Regions from separate parts of the Homo sapiens genome. Here region 2 is linked to region 1. A link is an interaction called in ENCODE POLR2A ChIA-PET data of the cell type or tissue named here. Cell type or tissue: PC-3. All regions are shown on one strand. Each heading gives the region's core, and the rest is flanking DNA. Links, peaks and the distances in the headings are about the cores only.

Region 1 (8,744 bases), core at 193-8,192:
GTGAGCGTCTGTGTCTCCTGACCTAGGCCCTGACCCTACTCTTGGATTCCTTCGGGACTGGGATCTACAGGATCCAGGATCAGGCCAGAGGGCATGGGAGAAACCTGAGGCGGAAGTCAGACAGAACTGCACTGTGAGACACACCTCTTCCACTTACTCACTGTGTGGCCCTGGGTGGGTTTCACAACCTCTCTTGGCCTCAGCTCCCTCACCTGTAAAAGGGAGATTCCATTGTTCCCCTTCAGGGATGATGTGTGGGCTGAACAAGGTGATGTCCAGACAGTCCTAAGCACAGCAGTAACTGGCCCCCAGCGGAGCTCAGTAAACTTCGGCTGTAATTATAAGCTGTTATAAGGCACTTGGCAATGGAGTAGATACTCCATAAACAAGCATCATACAAGTGTAAATAATTATTAATTATTATGATGACTAATCATCATTATTATTGATGATAAATGTGAGAAATGCTACCCAAACACCAGCTCCCCCACTCAATCTGTTTGCAGACAGACATCACTCCTCAACCATGCAGAAAAAGTCTGGGACCCAGAAGAAGAGCTGGTTCCAAGCACCCCAACAGGGAGCACTGTCCTCCCTCCAGTCTCCATGCAGCACTGTGCAGGCTGGTGTCACCCAGGCAGGTGACATTCACCCAAATGCATCCCATCTGTCTGTTCAGTCTGCTTATGGCCTGCGTCTTTTCAGCTTGGCTCCTCTGTGTCTAAGTTGTTAAATATTTTGGATATCACCTCAACAAGAAATGTCTTTGTGATTTCTTGAGTCCTGGCTCATGAGCAGCAAGGCTGACCTGAGTGCAGAAAGTGACCTGGGGAAATCCTGGTCAAGCTCCCAGAACTCTGCTTCTTAGATGAAGTCAGATAGACAAGGAGTGAGCTTTGCCGAGCAAGCAAATTTTACCACCATCCTGAAAAATGAATCAAGGCAAGGCCCACAGAGGTACCCAGGGCCTAGCTCAGCACCCAGCAGTGCAGGAGCTCAATAAGTACATGGATGGGTGGATGGGTAAGTGGGTGAATGGATGGGTGGGTGGGAGGATGAAGTATATTAACCATGCCTTTTTTCTGTAGCCCTTGTGCTTTGACATCTGGGGCCTTGCTGACCCTGGAGAGACTGCCGCAGTCTCTATAGATAGTCCAGCCAGTCCTACAGATCGTGAAGGACTTGCCTACGAGTGTGCCTTGCTTATGTGTCTGAGTGCAGTCATGCTGCTATAACAAAATACCACAGACTGGGTAATAGATAAAGAACAGAAATTTATTCCTCACAGTTCTGGAAGCTGGAAGTCCAAGATGAAGATGCTGGTGGGTTCCATGTCTGGCAGGTGAGGACTAGTCTCTGCTTCTAAGATGGTGCCTTAAACACCGTGCTCCAGAGGGGATGATACTGTGTCCTCACACAGCAGAAGGGCAGAAGAGAAAAAGGACAAAAGAACCTAGCTAGTTCCCTCCGGCCCTTTTGTAGGGCACTAATCCCATCCGTGGGGCGGAGCCCCCCTAAAGGCCCCACCTCCTAATATGATTGCATTGGAGATTAAGTTTCAACATAATTTTGGAGAGGATGCAAATGTTCTAACCATAGCAATATGCAAACAGTCCTGAGACTACCCCCGCCCCCCACCTCCTCTACTGGGCTGTCACACTCAGGGCCCCTATGCCCCTTCCCCAGTCACCCCAGGGCCAGGTACCAAACAACTAGGGACTGTGTCCCAGAACCTTACATTATTCAAACTAGCCGATCCTAAACCTGCTTGCCCTGCCCTGCCCATCCATTCCCATAGAAACCACCACAAAAGTTCCTGCCCATGTTTTCCCCTCGCCCCCTGCCTCCTGACTGCCCCTGGTGTTTCCCCACGTGGCCCCGCATGGTGTGGCATGCTCCCTTCTCCTGGAACTGTGAGTAACAAGTTTTCCATGGCATCAGCTCCTGATTTATTGGCCGTGCCATACCTGAATGATAATAAAGCCTACATCTTCAATGTAGAGGGAAGGAGGAAGGGAGGGAGGGAGGGGAAAGGTGGATGGAAGAAAAGAAGGAAGGAAGGGGGTTAGATGGATGGATGGATAAAAGGAAGAAAGCAAGGGAGGATGAAATCAACCTGGGCCTCAAGTTTCCACAGGAATGATCTGACTATAACTTTGCTCCATGGTTGAAAAGAAGCAGCTTTCTCCTACCAAGTTTTGGCTGTGTTTGGGAGAATGTACCTTCACAGTGCCACAGGCCAGCAATCAATACAGCATCTTCTCACTCCCTTTGCAGACAGAAAGACCTGGATCTGAATCCTGGCCCTGCCATTCACTGGCCATGAGACCATGGCCAACTGACTTAACCTGTGTGCGAGACACACACATGTATATGTCTACCTTCCGAGTTCCCTGATGCTAGAACCAGAAGATGCAGGCATAGCATGGTTTCCAGCACAGAGTACGCACTCCCCGACATTCATAATGAGTATTATTATTCGGCTATTCTGCAGTCCCGCACCCCAAGTGCCATCTGTTAGAAAGACTGTGCTATTTGGTCTAAATGTCTTCCTCACCCAGAAGCCCCTATTTGGGGCTCTTGGTCTCTGCCTCACCAAAAGCCATGCTAATCCCTTCCTGGTCCCCAGTCCGGAGTTCAGGGCTCGGCAGGCAAACGCGTGCTCCCTATCCAAAGGACTAGAAGGGCCCTACAACGCACCACATGCCTACATTTCACAGACCTCTCTTCTGGAGTTACGCTGACCCCTCCCCATTGAGAGGCTGCTTGGCTTTCCCTGCTGCTTTTAAAGTGAGAAGGGGGAGGACCTTTACGCTGGAATCGCATTTCAATTTCCCCATCTCCCCTGTACACCATCACTCAGTAAAAATAGCTAATTTTAAAATGGCTGCTCTTATGATGGACGAGATTAATGGATCTTGAAGAGCAGCCAGTATACCAACTGCTCCTGCAGCCATGATGAAAGCTAATAATGTAGAAAATTCTGCCAATTCCTTTAATTCATGAATATTTAAGCCTGTGAAAAATCTGTCAGATTATATCATTTTTTTCTGGTGATTTTCCGCCTAAGTACGTTCATGGCAGCCTGCCAGTTGCTCAAGAAACTTCAGCAGGAGCAAAATCATTTTTGTTGTTGTTGTTACTATGGACGGCCGTCTTCTCCTTGCTGAATTTATCCCCTCATCCCCGGGTGGAGGATCAGGTGCACTCGAGACAGCTAAAGGCAACCACGGTGATTTCCCCCAGCAGGCACAGATTCCTCTCCCAACCCAAAGGCTGGCAGGGGCTTTTGTGAAAGGAGACCATGGTTTTCAAATTGTGTTCCACGGCACCCAAGTCTTCCTCCTTGGGGCCCGGGGGGATCACTGGGAGGGGTTTGGGCTGGACATGCTGCGTGCATGGGGCTGCCGGACCCAACTCCCACTTGCACCAAGCAGTTCTGTTTGGTGCATTGAGATTCCCTGCAAATAAGTGTTGCCCCAACTTAAAACAATTTGAAAGGCATGAGCATGGAAACCACAGCTCTAACCCACCCCTCCCGGCTTGAACAACAAAGGGAGAAACTCAGCCCCCATGATGGTAACTGGTAAGCCCACCTCATGGGAAGCACTAGCAGTGGCACCTGAGCGGCAACCAGGATCCTTAACTGCAAGTGAGCGCTCTCTCCCCATCTCCAGCACACTCTGGGTGACCTCTTGGGCTCTGCCTGTTTGGGGAAGGCAGGAAATGAGGCTCAGATGGGCCACGCTCCCCAGCCACAGTGGAAAGTCCTCTCTGAAGCCAAGATGTTTCCTTGCAAAGACAAGAGAGAGCGAGAGAGAATGAGCATGTTTAGTGACTTGAGAGGGAGGGAGGGGTGGCCAACTTCAGAGATGATTATCATTCAGGGACTTGTTGGCTGGAGGAAGGAGCGAGCTTCTTTTTATAGGAGCTCCAGTTCCTCGTTTTGTTCTCTTCGGGTTATTCTCCAAAGAAAGCCGGCTCTTGAGTCAGCTGGCAGGAGAGCGAGGCGAATGCGCTGGTGCTGGCCGCAATGGCCCCGGTTCAACGCTCGCTCCAGCTGGTCACGTCCTCACCGGGGCGGCCGGCGGCCTGCCTGCCCACGCTCTGCCAGGAGCCCAGGTCAGCCCTTGCCTCGCCGGGGCCGGAGCCCGTCCAAAATCAACAAGTCTTTTGTGCCTCTCCTTTGGACGCTGTATAATTACAGCAAACATGTATTGGCGGTGCACAGCGATTGTGAGGCAATTGTTGAAGGATCTCAAATGCGCTTGGCATTTGGTCTTGGAGAGCAATTCGAGGAACCACAGCTCCAGTTGGCTCATGCTGGCCAGAAAACAAGAGATTTTCAGAAGTCGTGAGTGGTGTGTTGGCACAGCCTCCATGTAGTTCATCAGCTATTTCCTTGATAGTGGGTTGCGTTTTACCACCAAGCCAACTGACTGACTCATGAGTCAGGGACTTAAAAAATAAATAAATAAGGGAGGCCATCGGTGCCCGCTGAGCAAAACACGTCAGGCTGCCGACAAAATGGGCCCCTGCTGCTTTCCGGGTGGTTTCATTTTTCCTCTTTTTGTCTTTTTGTTTGAAAACTATGAAAGTGAAACTGCACACCTCCCCCCTCAAGCTATTCTGTTCCCATGGGCAGCCAGAGGAGATGGGTGGGTGACGGGGTCTCCCAGCAACACCATCTCTCGGCAAATTCACATTCCCATCAACCAGGCTTGAATGAGGTGTCTAGTGTGTGCCCGGCTTTCAGAGGGCCTCTGTGGAGGGAGATGATGTTCATTGAGCTGATATTAATTGAACACATGACATGGCCGAGGGCACTCACCCAGGTGTGGCTTGCTTTAGCCTATCGAGAGCTTAATAAGGGCAACAGCTTTAGCCTCAATTTATAGACGAGGAAACGAAGGCTTCTGAGGCTAAGATTCATAGGTCACACACTTAGTAAGTGGCAAAACTGGGGTTGGAACCCAGATCTGTCTGATTCCAGTACTCCTCCTACCAATATTCATGTCATTCCAAGGCTCACTTTTCCATAAATATCCAATGTTTTCAGTGCAGTGAGTTCCTTGAGCTTACAGGGGTGATTCAGACTGACATGGTCCTTGCCCCTCCAAGGCTGACATTTAAGCTGGGAAGACAGAGTCAAGGATGAAGTAGACAATTGATCCTTTCATTGCAATTGTGGTTCTTGCCCTCAAGGAAAAGGACAGAGTGGTTACAGCACAGGGCAGGGAACTTGGCCTGGCCTCACAGGCCTAAGAAATTTGAGGGATGATAGGAATTCAGTGGATAAAGCATTCCTGGAAGTGGGAACCACTGGTGCAAAGACCCCTGGGTGAGAAGAAGGGTGTGGTGTTGTGGGGGAGCTGACAGGAGGTCAGGGAGCCTGGAGTGCCCAGGGTGAGGGAGCCATGTGGGTGGAGAACCTGGCCTGGGCCCTGAAGGCCAAGGAAATGACTGCAGGGGTTTATCCCAACAGCAAGGGGCAGCCATTGATGGGGTCTAAGCAGTGCCATGATCAGATCTGCATTTGTAAAAGGACCCCCCAAAGGACCCCCTTGGTTGCTTTTATGAACAATAGACTAGAGTGACAGGAGTAGGTGTGGGGAAGGTCACTGAGAGACTAGTGATACTAGTGGCTCATGGTCTAGGGTCTAGTTCAAGACACACGCTGCTGAGCACAGCCAGGCCTTCTCTCCCCATCCACCTCATCTCCCCTCAAAGGTGCTCCCAAGGGTCCACCCGCTAACCAAGGTCATCTCATAATTGGGGAATAATCTTACAAATGCAGAAACAACGCCCAAAGAGCAGAGTGACTAGGCTGTGGCCTCACAGCCAGTGAAGGACCCCTATTCCTTGCACCTCTCAGTCCTGTGCCCCAGCCCCTCATCAGCACCTCTGCTGTGCCGGGAAGGGCTCCAGTGCATGCACCCAGCTCCCACTGAGGCCAGGGTTGTGGCGGCTGCAGAAGCCATGTCCCCTTTCTCTCCTCCCTCCTGGCTTCACACTGTTGGAAGCCATTCTTCTAGGCAGTCCCTTGTGGACCCTTCAAGTTGGCTTTTGAAATGGCTTAGCCAGATTTCTTCAGAGTTGAAAAGTGACTCCTTTCACATCTTCCTGCCTTTGCACCTGCAGTTTCTTCTCCAAGCAGTGTTTTTACTGTCTTACCCATCTGGTGACTTAGTGTGAAGTGGAGATCCAGGGTCCAGCGAGAGCTCAGGGATCCTTCCCCCAACTCCCACCCCAACCCCACTCCACCTCACCCTTTACTCTTGCCCAGGATGAGTCAGTCACAAGGGACAAATTTCACATTTTGTAGGGTGCAGGTTTCAAGGAGAACAGAGGTCACAGGACTATAAATGGGTCTCTTTTCTTTTTCCTCCCTGGCAAGACTATCTTTGGATCAGTCAATGCCTGATTGGCATGCTCTCCCCTCCCTTCCCATTCCCTCCCTTCTCTTTTTCTCCTCCCTCTCCTATCCTCTCTTCCCCCCTCCCCATTCCCTCCCCATAGCAGCTGGACCCAAGACCCTCTTTTCAGGACTAGGAGGCCGCAGGCTAGCCAGGGCAGTAGGCTTGGGGCAAATGCCTTCTCCTGCCCTCTGTCTTGTCCTCCCTTTGCTGCTCCCACTCCCTTAGAGGCCAGAGCCAGACTGAGATTTTGTCCCCATGTGGGTTAGGGGGAAGGGGCTCCTAGAGCTGTTCACTGCTGGGTGCCAAGCTTCTACCTCTCTAACGTGTCACTTTGGCTGTTCTGTACCATTGCTATGAGGAGCCGTCAGGGAACTCCTGGGGAAGGGCAGCATCCAGGGTCCCTGGAGCTTTTGACCTAACACCATCCTCAGAGCATCCCAATCTTGCTGCAATTTCTAATCCCCATTTTGCAGGAGGCTCAGAGGGGCTAAGGAACTCTCTTCCTGCTAAGTGGAAATGAGCACGTGAAGCTGAGCCTGTTCTATTGCTTCCCGGATCATGGAGGAGGAGGAAGAGATGGAGGAGGAGGAGATGGAGGAGGAGGAGATGGAGGAGGAGGAGGGAGAAGAGAAGAAGGACACAAGGCTCTGTCCCTATCAGCCATCTGGTGCCCAGAGTAGGGCTGTGCCCCTCAGAGCACATGAGCCCTGCAGAAAACTGGGACATGGAAACGAGCCTCCCCGCCCAGCACCCCACTCCCAAGAGCCCACATGGCAGGGCAGGGCCTGGAGACTGGAGGGCGAGCCCCTGAGACCCCAAAGAACATCGACCAGTCCCAGGAGGGCTGCTGAACCCTGTTCAGGCTCCCCGGCCAAAATACCACTGAGGGCATCAGCTTGATGAGGTGCAGCGACTGGGATTTGATTACTCTGGCCCTGCCTCAGGCTTTTCCCACTCTTTCCTGTGGCTCCAGACAGGAGTACCCGGCCCTTCCCACTCACTGCCCCTTAAGTCTCCCTCAGCATCCCTCCCACCCCAGCGCCCCAGCCCCTGCCAGCCACCTGCTCAAGGCAGGCCTCTCTCCCTCCCTCCGGGCGCCTGCCCTGCCCTCTCCGCCTCCCGATGGCTAGGACAAGATGATTTACAAGAGCGTGGCGGGAGGGACGGCGAGCCAGATTAATGCACCAGTGAGCGGCCGCCTTGCTCACCAAACACACATCATGAAAACTTATTGCTCAGAAAACAGCACAACGCCACTAATTCATAAATGTTCAATGCCCCCCACAGTGGAGCAGCCAGGGCTTATCGCCTCCAGGAAAGAGGAGGCTGGTTCTCCCCAGGCCACCCTCCTCCCACTCGCCCTGCCTGGCCTGGTGGCCTTCCCACCGGCTCCTCAGCCAGGCACCCGCCCATGTGCTGAGCAGGTGGTTTCACTTCCTGGTGGTTTTTATTTTATCTGGCCCGAGGATGCTTCTGGCTGAGCCCTGGGTGGTGTCTTGGGGCAAGGAGGTGGCACTCAAGATGGCCTCCAGGCCTGCTCAGTCAGCTGGTCCTCCACAGACACCCAGGCTCAGGGAGAGGGGCCTGGAGAACGGGACAGAGGAGGGCAGACAGAAACCAGGAGGGAAACCACAGCTGTCACCCCTGCACAGAGGGCCTGCCTCAGCTGACTGTTCTGGAGAGGGGAAGACAGAGACAGAAACAGAGAGAAAAACAGAGACACACACACACAGAGAAACAGAAGGAAACGAGAAAGAGCGGCAGAAACAGAGAAAAGAGAAACAGACAGAGAGAGAGAGAGAGGGAGGAAGCGAGACGAGGGAAAGAAGCAGCCAGCCCTTGAGCAGGAAGACTGGCCTTCAGGCTGGGGCGCTCTCCTGGGTGAGGAAGGATTCATCTTGCCTGGAAGCCTTGGGGACTTGGGGAAGAATGGCAGGCCCGCTGATGGTCCCGTCCTGTTTAGGACAGGCAGGAACAAAAGAGACACGGTCCTCACTGATTCTCTCCCATCCCATGGGTCTAGCCACACCTCTATTGTTTCCACAATGGTGGATGGCGTAACCACCCACCCGCCTCGGGTCTCTGTGTGGCCAGTCTCTGCCTGCCCCTCCCTCCCATTCTCCAGCCCCTGCAGACTGAGCTCTCTGGAGTGCAGCTTCCCAGCTCCTTTGCCTGCTGGCTTCAGTTGGGGTTCAGCCATAGGGAGTCGCCAGCAGGAGATGAGGAGGTAGGAGAGAAGTTAGGGGGTGTCTCTGGCATCCCTGCATCCTCTGTGCCCATGCCTCCTCCTCCAGGGGTCCCACTGTCACCAGGTTTCCATAACAG
Region 2 (8,744 bases), core at 410-8,409, 270 kb after region 1:
TTTCTTCCATAGCATTTATTCACATGGTTGCCAAGTGGCCTTGCATATCAATTTTCTATTGCCATATAACAAACCACTACCAACTTAGAGGCTAAAAAACAACATTTATTTAAAATTTTTCAGTTCTGTAGGTCAGAAGTTTAGGTGGAGCTGACTGGGTTCTCTGCTTGGGGTCTGATCTCTCAAGGCCAAAATCAAGGTGCCAGCCAGGCTGGGTTCTTGTCTGGAAAAGAATCTGCTTACAGGCTCGTTTGGTTGTTGGCAGAATTCAGTTCCCTTAAGGTATAGGACTGAGGTCCCCGTTTCTGATGGGTTGTTAACCACAAGCCTCTCTTAGCTCAAGACCTCTCACATTTCTTCTCACATGGCCCCGTCCATCTTCAAGCCAGCAACAGGAAAAGTCCTTCTCATCTTTCAAATTGCTCTGACTTGCAGTTCTGCTTTGAGCCAGAGAAAACTTTATGTTTTTAAAACAGCTCATGTAATTAGAATAGGCACACCTAGGTCTCCTTTTTAAACTAAAGTCAAATGATTAGTAACTTAATTACATCTGCAAAATGTCATTTGCTACGTAACATAATATAATCATGGGCATATTTCCTCATCATATTCAAAGTCCTGGGGATTCAGGTGGAAAATTAAGGCCATTTTTAAAATTCTGCTTACCACATCTCTGGATGTGTATTTTTCACTGCGCGTTGCAGTCAAAAAGCTTAAAGAGCATCTAGCCACTGGACTAGAAAACTTTAAGGTCACTTCCAGTCCTAAAATTCTAAAAATCTAACATGTAAAGCTATTTTTTTAATTGGAAAGGAAAAACAATTATGCAAATTTCAAAGTTAGTTAAATCAAAAAGGGTGCTGAAGATTTTCTTTTCCTAGTTTAAAATAAAAAGGACATGTTTTAACAAAATTGTCATTTTGGGAGGGCCAATTTCTAGTCCCAGTAAGAGGCTGAACATCTAGGGAAGAATACAGTATGAAAGTGAAAATAAAAGTTGGTGCCAAATCGTAATGCCTGGAAAAGCCAAAAGCAAAAGACTCTGAACCAGTGGCAATTTCCACACTACAAAACTCCAGTTTCATTTTAAGTATAAAGATTAGAAAAGGTAAATAGGCCAAATGAAAAACTAGGTCATAAACAGACTGTTCCACCCAAGGTTCATTAACAAAAACTAGGACGGCAGGGCACGGTGGCTCACGCCTGTAATTCTAGCACTTTGGGAGGCCGAGACGGGCGGATCACGAGGTCAGGAGATCGAGACCATCCTGGCTAACACGGTGAAACCCCGTCTCTACTAAAAATACAAAAAAAGTAGCCAGGCATAGTGGCGGGCGCCTGTAGTCCCAGCTACTGGAGAGGCTGAGGCAGGAGAATGAATGGCGTGAACCCGGGAGGCGGAGTTTGCAGTGAGTTGAGATTACGCCACTGCATTCCAGCCTGGGCGACAGAGCAAGACTCTGTCTCAAAAAAAAAAAAAAAAAAAAGAAAGAAAAACTAGGATGAAGGATACAAACCTTAGGCTGTTGGGTCTCTTAACATACAGGGATCCAGCTGACTGCCTTTGGTATAAGACAGTCCCCATCCCTACCACATAAATCTAGCAGAAGGAAGGAGGGAGGGAGAGAAAAAAGTACCTCACATATACCCGATGCCTCATAAATATTTGTTGAGTAAAGTTATAAGATAATAGACTATAAACTTATTAGCCTTCAGAAACTTCACCTCCCTAGCCAGAGAAGAGAACTATTTCTAAATTTCAGCTATTAATGGAATAAAAGCTACCTATACCAAGCAAGGCTGACACTTGATCAAAGGTAAGACAGTCTGCAAGAGGGCTGGATAATGGTCCTCAGGGGTGACAGAAGAAAATGGGAGCAGGTAGTGTTAAGACCAAAAAACAGTCTTAACAAATATTAGTAGAATTGAATTTTGCTGAAATTTTTAGCTTCAAAGTAATTACAACTTATATAATGGCAAATATACAAGTAGATACAGTGTCCTCAACAGAATTCCCAAGACTTGTTCTCAGCAAAATTAGTCAGGATTCTGCCTACTGGTATTAACCAGTAGAAAGAACACTTTGATAGCTATGAGTGATACCATAGAATGAGAACCTCATAACAGCCATACAGAGAATACTAACCATAGCTCCAACTCTCCATCAAATACACAAGTGTAATGTTTTCCATAGCTTACAAAACACTCTTAAGTCTAGAGTTCTCATTCATTGCTCTACTCTATAATAAAAATTTACTGGGGAAAAATATGTATTTTGACCTAGGAATACAACTTACAAGGGATGTGAAGGACCTCTTCAAGGAGAACTACAAACCACTGCTGAAGGAAATAAGAGAGGACACAAACAGGCCAGGCGCAGTGGCTCACACCTGTAATCCCAGCACTTTGGGATGCCGAGGCAGGCGGACCATGAGGTCAGGAGATCAAGACCATCCTAGCTAACATGGTGAAACCCCTTCTCTACTAAAAAAAAATACAAAAAATTAGCCGGGCGTGGTGGTGGGCACCTGTAGTCCCAGCTACTTGGGAGGCTGAGGCAGGAGAGTGGCGTGAACCCGGGAGGCGGAGCTTGCAGTGAGCCGAGATCGTGCGTGCCACTGCACTCCAGCCTGGGCAGCAAGACTCTGTCTCAAAAAAGAAAAAGAAAAAAAAAAAAAAAGAGAGGACATAAACAAATGGAAAAACATTAATCATACACAGGAAGAATCAATATCATGAAAATAGCCATACAGTCCAAAATAATTTACAGATTCAATGCTAGTCCCATGAAGCTACCACTGACTTTCTTCATAGAATTAGAAAAAACTACTTTAAATTTCATATGGAACCAAAAAAGAGCCTGCATTGCCAAGACAATCCTAAGCAAAAAGAACAAAGCTGCAGCCATCATGCTACCTGACTTCAAACTATAATATAAGGCTACAGTAACCAAAATAGCACGGTACTGGTACCAAAACAGGTATATAGACCAATGGAACAGAACAGAGGCCTCTGAAATAACACCACACATCTACAACCATCTGACCTTTGACAAACCTGACAAAAACAGGCAGTGGGGAAAGGATTCCCTACTTAATAAATGGTGTTGGGAAAACTGGCTAGCCATATGCGGAAAACTGGCTAGCCATATGCAAAAAACTGAAACTGGACCCCTTCCTTACACCTTATACAAAAATTAAATCAAGATGAATAAAAGATTTAAACGTAAGACCTAAAACCATAAAAACCCTAGAAGAGAATCTAGGCAATACCATTCAAGATATAGGCATGGGAAAAGACTTCATGACTAAAACACCAAAAGCAATGGCAACAAAAGCCAAAACTGACAAATGGGATCTAATTAAACTAAAGAGCTTCTACACAGCAAAAGAAACTATCATCAGAGTGAACAGGCAACATACAGAATGGGAGAAAATTTTTGCAATCTATCCATCTGACAAAGGGCTAATATCCAGAATCTACATGGAACTTAAACAAATTTACAAGAAAAAAACAAACAACCCCATCAAAAAGTGGGCAAAGGGTAAGAACAGACACTTTTCAAAAGAAGACATTTATGCAGCCAACAAACATCTGAAAAAAAAGCTCATCATCACTGGTCATTAGAGAAATGCAAATCAAAACCACAATGAGATACCATCTCATGACAGTTAGAATGGCAATCATTAAAAAGTCAGGAAACAGATGCTGGAGAGGACATGGAGAAATAGGAATGCTTTTACACTGTTGGTGGGAGTGTAAATTAGTTCAACCATTGTGGAAGACAGTGTGGCAATTCCTCAAGGATCTAGAACTAGAAATACCATTTGACCCATCAATCCCATTACTGAGTATATACCAAAATGATTATAAATCATTCCACTATAAAGACACATGCACACATATGTTTACTGCAGCACTATTCACAATAGCAAAGACTTGGTACCAACCCAAATGCCCATCAATTTTAGGCTGGATAAAGAAAATGTGGCACATATTCACCATGGAATACTAGGCAGCCATAAAAAAGAATGAGTTCATGTCCTTCACAGGGACATGGATGAAGCTAGAAACCATCATTCTCAGCAAAGTAACACAAGAACAGAAAACCAAACACCACATGTTCTCACTCATAAGTAGGAGTTGAACAATGAGAACATATGGGCACAGGGAGGGGAACATCATACACTGGGGCCTGTCAGGGGGTGGCAGGCAAGGGGAAGGCTAGCATTAGGAGAAACAATGTAGATGATGGGTTGATGTGTGCAGCAAACCACTATGCACATGTATACCTGTGTAACAAACCTGTACGTTCTGCACATGTATCCCAGAACTTAAAGTATAATTTTCAAAAAAAATGTATTTTGTCACCTTTACACTGTTCCATCTCACTTGTGCTGTATTCAGCTATTCAACTCAAAATTACTTTGTGCAGAAACGAATGGTGTTTGTTTTTTGGGTTTTTTTTTTTTTTTTTTTTTTAGATGGAGTCTTGCTCTGCTGCCAGGCTGGAGTGCAGTGGCGTTATCTTGGCTCACTACAACCTCCACCTCCCAGGTTCAAGCAATTCCCCCGCCTCAGCCTCCCTTTTAGGGGTTATTTTTGGGAGACAAGGTCTTGCTCTATCGCCCAGGCTGGAGTACACTGTCATCATCATGGCTCACTTCAGCCTCAACCTCCTAAACTCAAGGGATTCTCCTGCCTCAGCCTCCCAAGTAGCGGGGACTACAAACACACCTGGCTAATTTTTTTTAAGATGGGGTACATTTCCATTTATATTGTTTTAAAGCTTTCAATTATTTCCATTCTTCCTAGTAGCTACAATCTCTGGTAGGGTAGAAAAGCAAGTGGTATTGGCCCCATCTTATAAGAGAAATAATTGAAACTTATTGAGATAAAGTGATTAGACCAAAGTTTTTCAGTAGCAGTGCCTGGACTGAAACCAAAATTTTCTGACATCCTGTCATCCTTGATCTTTCTGCCTATTGAATATCTCTACTTAAATAGTATTGACACTAAAATGAAAGATGACATTTTTTAAATTGCATCAAATTTCTTTTTATTTATATAGAAAAAAATAAAATAGAATAATTTATGTCCCAGAGAAACACTAATCCTATCTTAAAAATCTGAATGAAATAATATATTCTTAAATACAAGTCCAGGTGATTCAGTTTAGAGAAAATGAATTCTCTAATTCATATAATTCTCAAATATTCACGAATATATGCTGAATTTTTTGTTTACGCTTTTTATGCAACCTAGTGCCTGGCATAGTACTGTATGTATACACCTACACCAAGCTAGGCTGACACTGGACCCAAGGTGGGGCAGTCTGCAAGGGGGCTGGATAATGGTCCTCAAGAGTGACAGAAGAAAATGGGGGCAATTTAAATGGCTTAATATTTAATTAAGAACTTCAATAAATTTCAATTCTTAGCTGTAAAGAAAAGTCAAAAAAAAATTCAACCCACAAACAGGAAAGTATTTACTTAGCAGCAGAATACAGAAATTGAGCATCTCTCTAAGTGTAGTCTATACACCACTATGCACGTGACCCTCCTGCTGGCACAAGGACAAACATGGGTGACACAGTCTTCTGGCAGTTCCTTCTACAGTTCCAGAGTGTTCTGCATCAGTCTGCAGCAGGGACAGATGCAGCAGTGAAGCCTGGGGCATGAAGTTAGAAATTAAAAAGGAATAAAAGCCCAACAGAAGCCAGCTCCAAAGCTCCGGTACTTGGCTCACCCTAATGACAGGACAAATTTATAGAGTGCAGGTCCTTGCATACAGCCTGCAGTCACATGCCTGCACACCAACATTCTCTTCCTACCTGCCCCTACCCCTCCCTTTCCCTGTTCATTCTACCCCTCCCTTTCCCTGTTCATTCCCTAGAGATGCTCATCATAGAAATGCTCTCTGTAGCTCAGAGGAACACTAGGCTCCGATTTCATACACTGTCCTGCATACAGTTTCCTTTCTAAATAAATGTACTGATATTTAAGTGTTTATAAGTGAGATATTTAAAAGAATATTCCAATTATTAATAGCACCAGTATTTCATGGATGTGACAAAAAATCAAGATAATGCATTAATATTAATGAAGTTTGTAAAAAAAATTATTTCTTCCAGCTCTGCTTCATCTTCACAAGTCCTATTACCCTTAAGTTTCCTCTTAAAACTAACTTTAAAAGTTAGTTTCAAATATCACTCATATTGTAGATACATGCTATAGTATTTAATGGTAAAATATCATTCTACAACTTCCTTCCAAATGGTTCAGTGAAAGATATGAGTGAGTGTGCATTTATTATGCTTTTATTATACATATATAGAGTGAATGCACCAAAATGTTAACTTTCGGATCTAAGTAGCATGCAGGTGGATCCTAGTTCATTGTGCTATTCTTTCAAATGTTATGTATGTTTCAATTTTTTCATAACAAAAAGTTGGAGAAAACAGGGCCGGGCGCGGTGGCTCATGCCTGTAATCCCAGCACTTTGGGAGGCCGAAGTGGGCGGATCACCAGGTCAGGAGATCAAGACCATCCTGGCTAATATGGTGAAACCCCGTCTCTACTAAAAATACAAAAAATTAGCCGGGCGCGGTGGCGGGCGCCTGTAGTCCCAGCTACTTGGGAGGCTGAGGCAGGAGAATGACGTGAACCCGGGAGGTGGAGTTTTCAATGAGCCGAGATCACGCCACCGCACTCTGGCCTGGGCGATAAGCAAGACTCCGTCTCAAAAAAAAAAAACAAAAACAAAAAATTAGCCAGGCGTAGTGGTGGGCACCTGTAGTCCCAGCTACTCAGGAGGCTGAGGCAGGAGAATGGCGTGAACCCAGGAGGCGGAGCTTGCAGTGAGCAGAGATCGCACCACTGCACTCCAGCCTGGGCGACAGAGGAAGACTCCGTCTCAAAAAAAAAAAAAAAAAAAAAAAGTTGGAGAAAACAAATTAGCTACCTGCTAAAAATCTGTGCTTATAAAGATTATTAGCATAGTAAGTTAAACTTTCAAGGGTATTTATCAAACATCATCATCAGAACATTGAGCTATTCACCCGAACTGAATATAAATATGTGCACTTCAAAAAAAATAAAATAAAAACACTAAATTGCTAACATACAGGAAGATATGGACAGTGCTCTCTCTCTCCCTCTTACAGCGTAATTACCATTCAATCAGGGACTGAACAGTGCATCAAACCCAGGACATTTGGAAATCACAAGGGGCTAGCAGGCTGGGTTTCTGACCACGTGTCTGTTGACTGTGACTTTGGTAAGTCACAACTTCTTCAGGGTTTCAGGTGGCCTGTGTTTCTCCAACTTGGGCCCTCCTCTCCATCCCTTCCAGCATTGTAATGATGCAGGCCCTCACTAATTCTTGCCTATAATATTTCAGCAGCTTCATAACCAATCCACCTGTCTCCAGGCTAGACCCTCTCAAATCCATCCTCAACAGAGCTACCACAGTAATCCATCTAAAACACGTTTGATTTTGGAATTTCCCACTTCTGGAACCACAGGAAGAAGTCCCAACAACTCTTGAAAATGGCCATTTTTAAAGCTATTCCAAGATCTACCCCCAAACCTCTACTTCCTACTTCCCACCCAATCCCCTTGCTATTGTTCTAGGATCCTCCCTTGCTATTTTTCTAGTATCCAATTTCCCCTTCCCCCAGCTCTGAGCTCCGTGATATTTCCTCTTCTCTATGCCTTTGCTCTTGTTGTTAACTCTGAAAGAAATTTAACCTTTCCTAGATCACTCCTATCCACTTCTTTCAAATCTCAAGAAGCTCACCCTGGCCAGGTGTGGTGGCTCACTCCTATAATCCCAAAACTTCAAGAGGCTGAGATGGGAGGATCGCTTGAGCCCTCAGGCGTTCGAGACCAGCCTGGGCAACACAGTGAGACCCCTGTCTCTACAAAAAATAAACAAAATTAGTCAGGCATGGTGGCGTATGCCTGTAGTCCCAGCTACGCACTTGCTGCAGTGAGTCAAGACTGTGCCACTGCACTCTAGTCTGAGTGACAGAGCAAGGTCCGGTCTCAAAAAAAAAGGTCACCCTGCAGATTGGTGTCTCAGGAGCTAGAGAAGAGTAGGTGGAAAGCAGTTGCTTAATGGATACAGAATTTTCTTCTAGAGTGATGAAAATGTTTTGGAAGTACGTAGAGATGGTGGTTATACAACAATGTGAATGTATTAAATGTCATTGAATCGTTCACTTTAATATGACTTATTTTATGTTTTGACAATCTCATCTCAATTTTTAAAAGACAGCAGCAGCAGCAGCTTATCCTACAAAAAAAACCCTCAATGACTCCCCACTCTTCTGCCCCAGACTAGATCAGTACCTTGTACAGTCCTCTATCACAGCACTTATTACCTTATATTATCTGCTCATGGAGCTCCCCCACAAAACTATGAGCCTCTTCTTATCTTCCTCATCCTCTCACCCTGCAGTGCTTAGCCCAAGTGCTCAATAAATTTTTTTCATAATTGAAAAATAGAGATACCACTTATCTCCCTCAGGAAAAGGGCTAAAGCAGGTGGACTTTTGAAGATCTAGGCTATATAAAAGCCTATTAATTGGAAAGGAAAAGATTAGGAAGATTGCTGTCAATCTGGTTATAAAGGACAACAATGGCATGACCTCTGGTAAGACTTTTCAGTTAGCAATATAAACATGTATTGAGTTACCTATATAAAGCACCGTATTAATATGCAAGCCCTTAATATGCCTT

Evidence for each region. Peaks named below come from ENCODE experiments on the same cell type or tissue, not always from the same donor. Only the 100,000 strongest peaks of a DNase experiment are listed, where the experiment ranks them.
Region 2: POLR2A ChIA-PET joins it to region 1 with 13 read pairs; 2 of 35 experiments call an interaction of 5 or more read pairs at or near these places.

What each region holds. Positions count from the first base shown.
Region 1 is chr15:70,470,815-70,479,558 of GRCh38, forward strand. No RefSeq gene overlaps it. Among named protein-coding and RNA genes, the nearest start is that of LINC02205, 31 kb to the right of the region's middle. RefSeq lists an enhancer at 7,908-8,137. In PC-3, for the core only: no CTCF peak of the experiment used is centred there; a DNase peak (open chromatin) is centred at 4,377; H3K4me3 peaks cover 1,476 bases; H3K27ac peaks cover 2,139 bases.
Region 2 is chr15:70,742,782-70,751,525 of GRCh38, forward strand. The region is part of intron 1 of UACA (uveal autoantigen with coiled-coil domains and ankyrin repeats); the gene reads right to left. Among named protein-coding and RNA genes, the nearest start is that of UACA, 16 kb to the right of the region's middle. In PC-3, for the core only: no CTCF peak of the experiment used is centred there; no DNase peak of the experiment used is centred there; H3K27ac peaks cover 199 bases.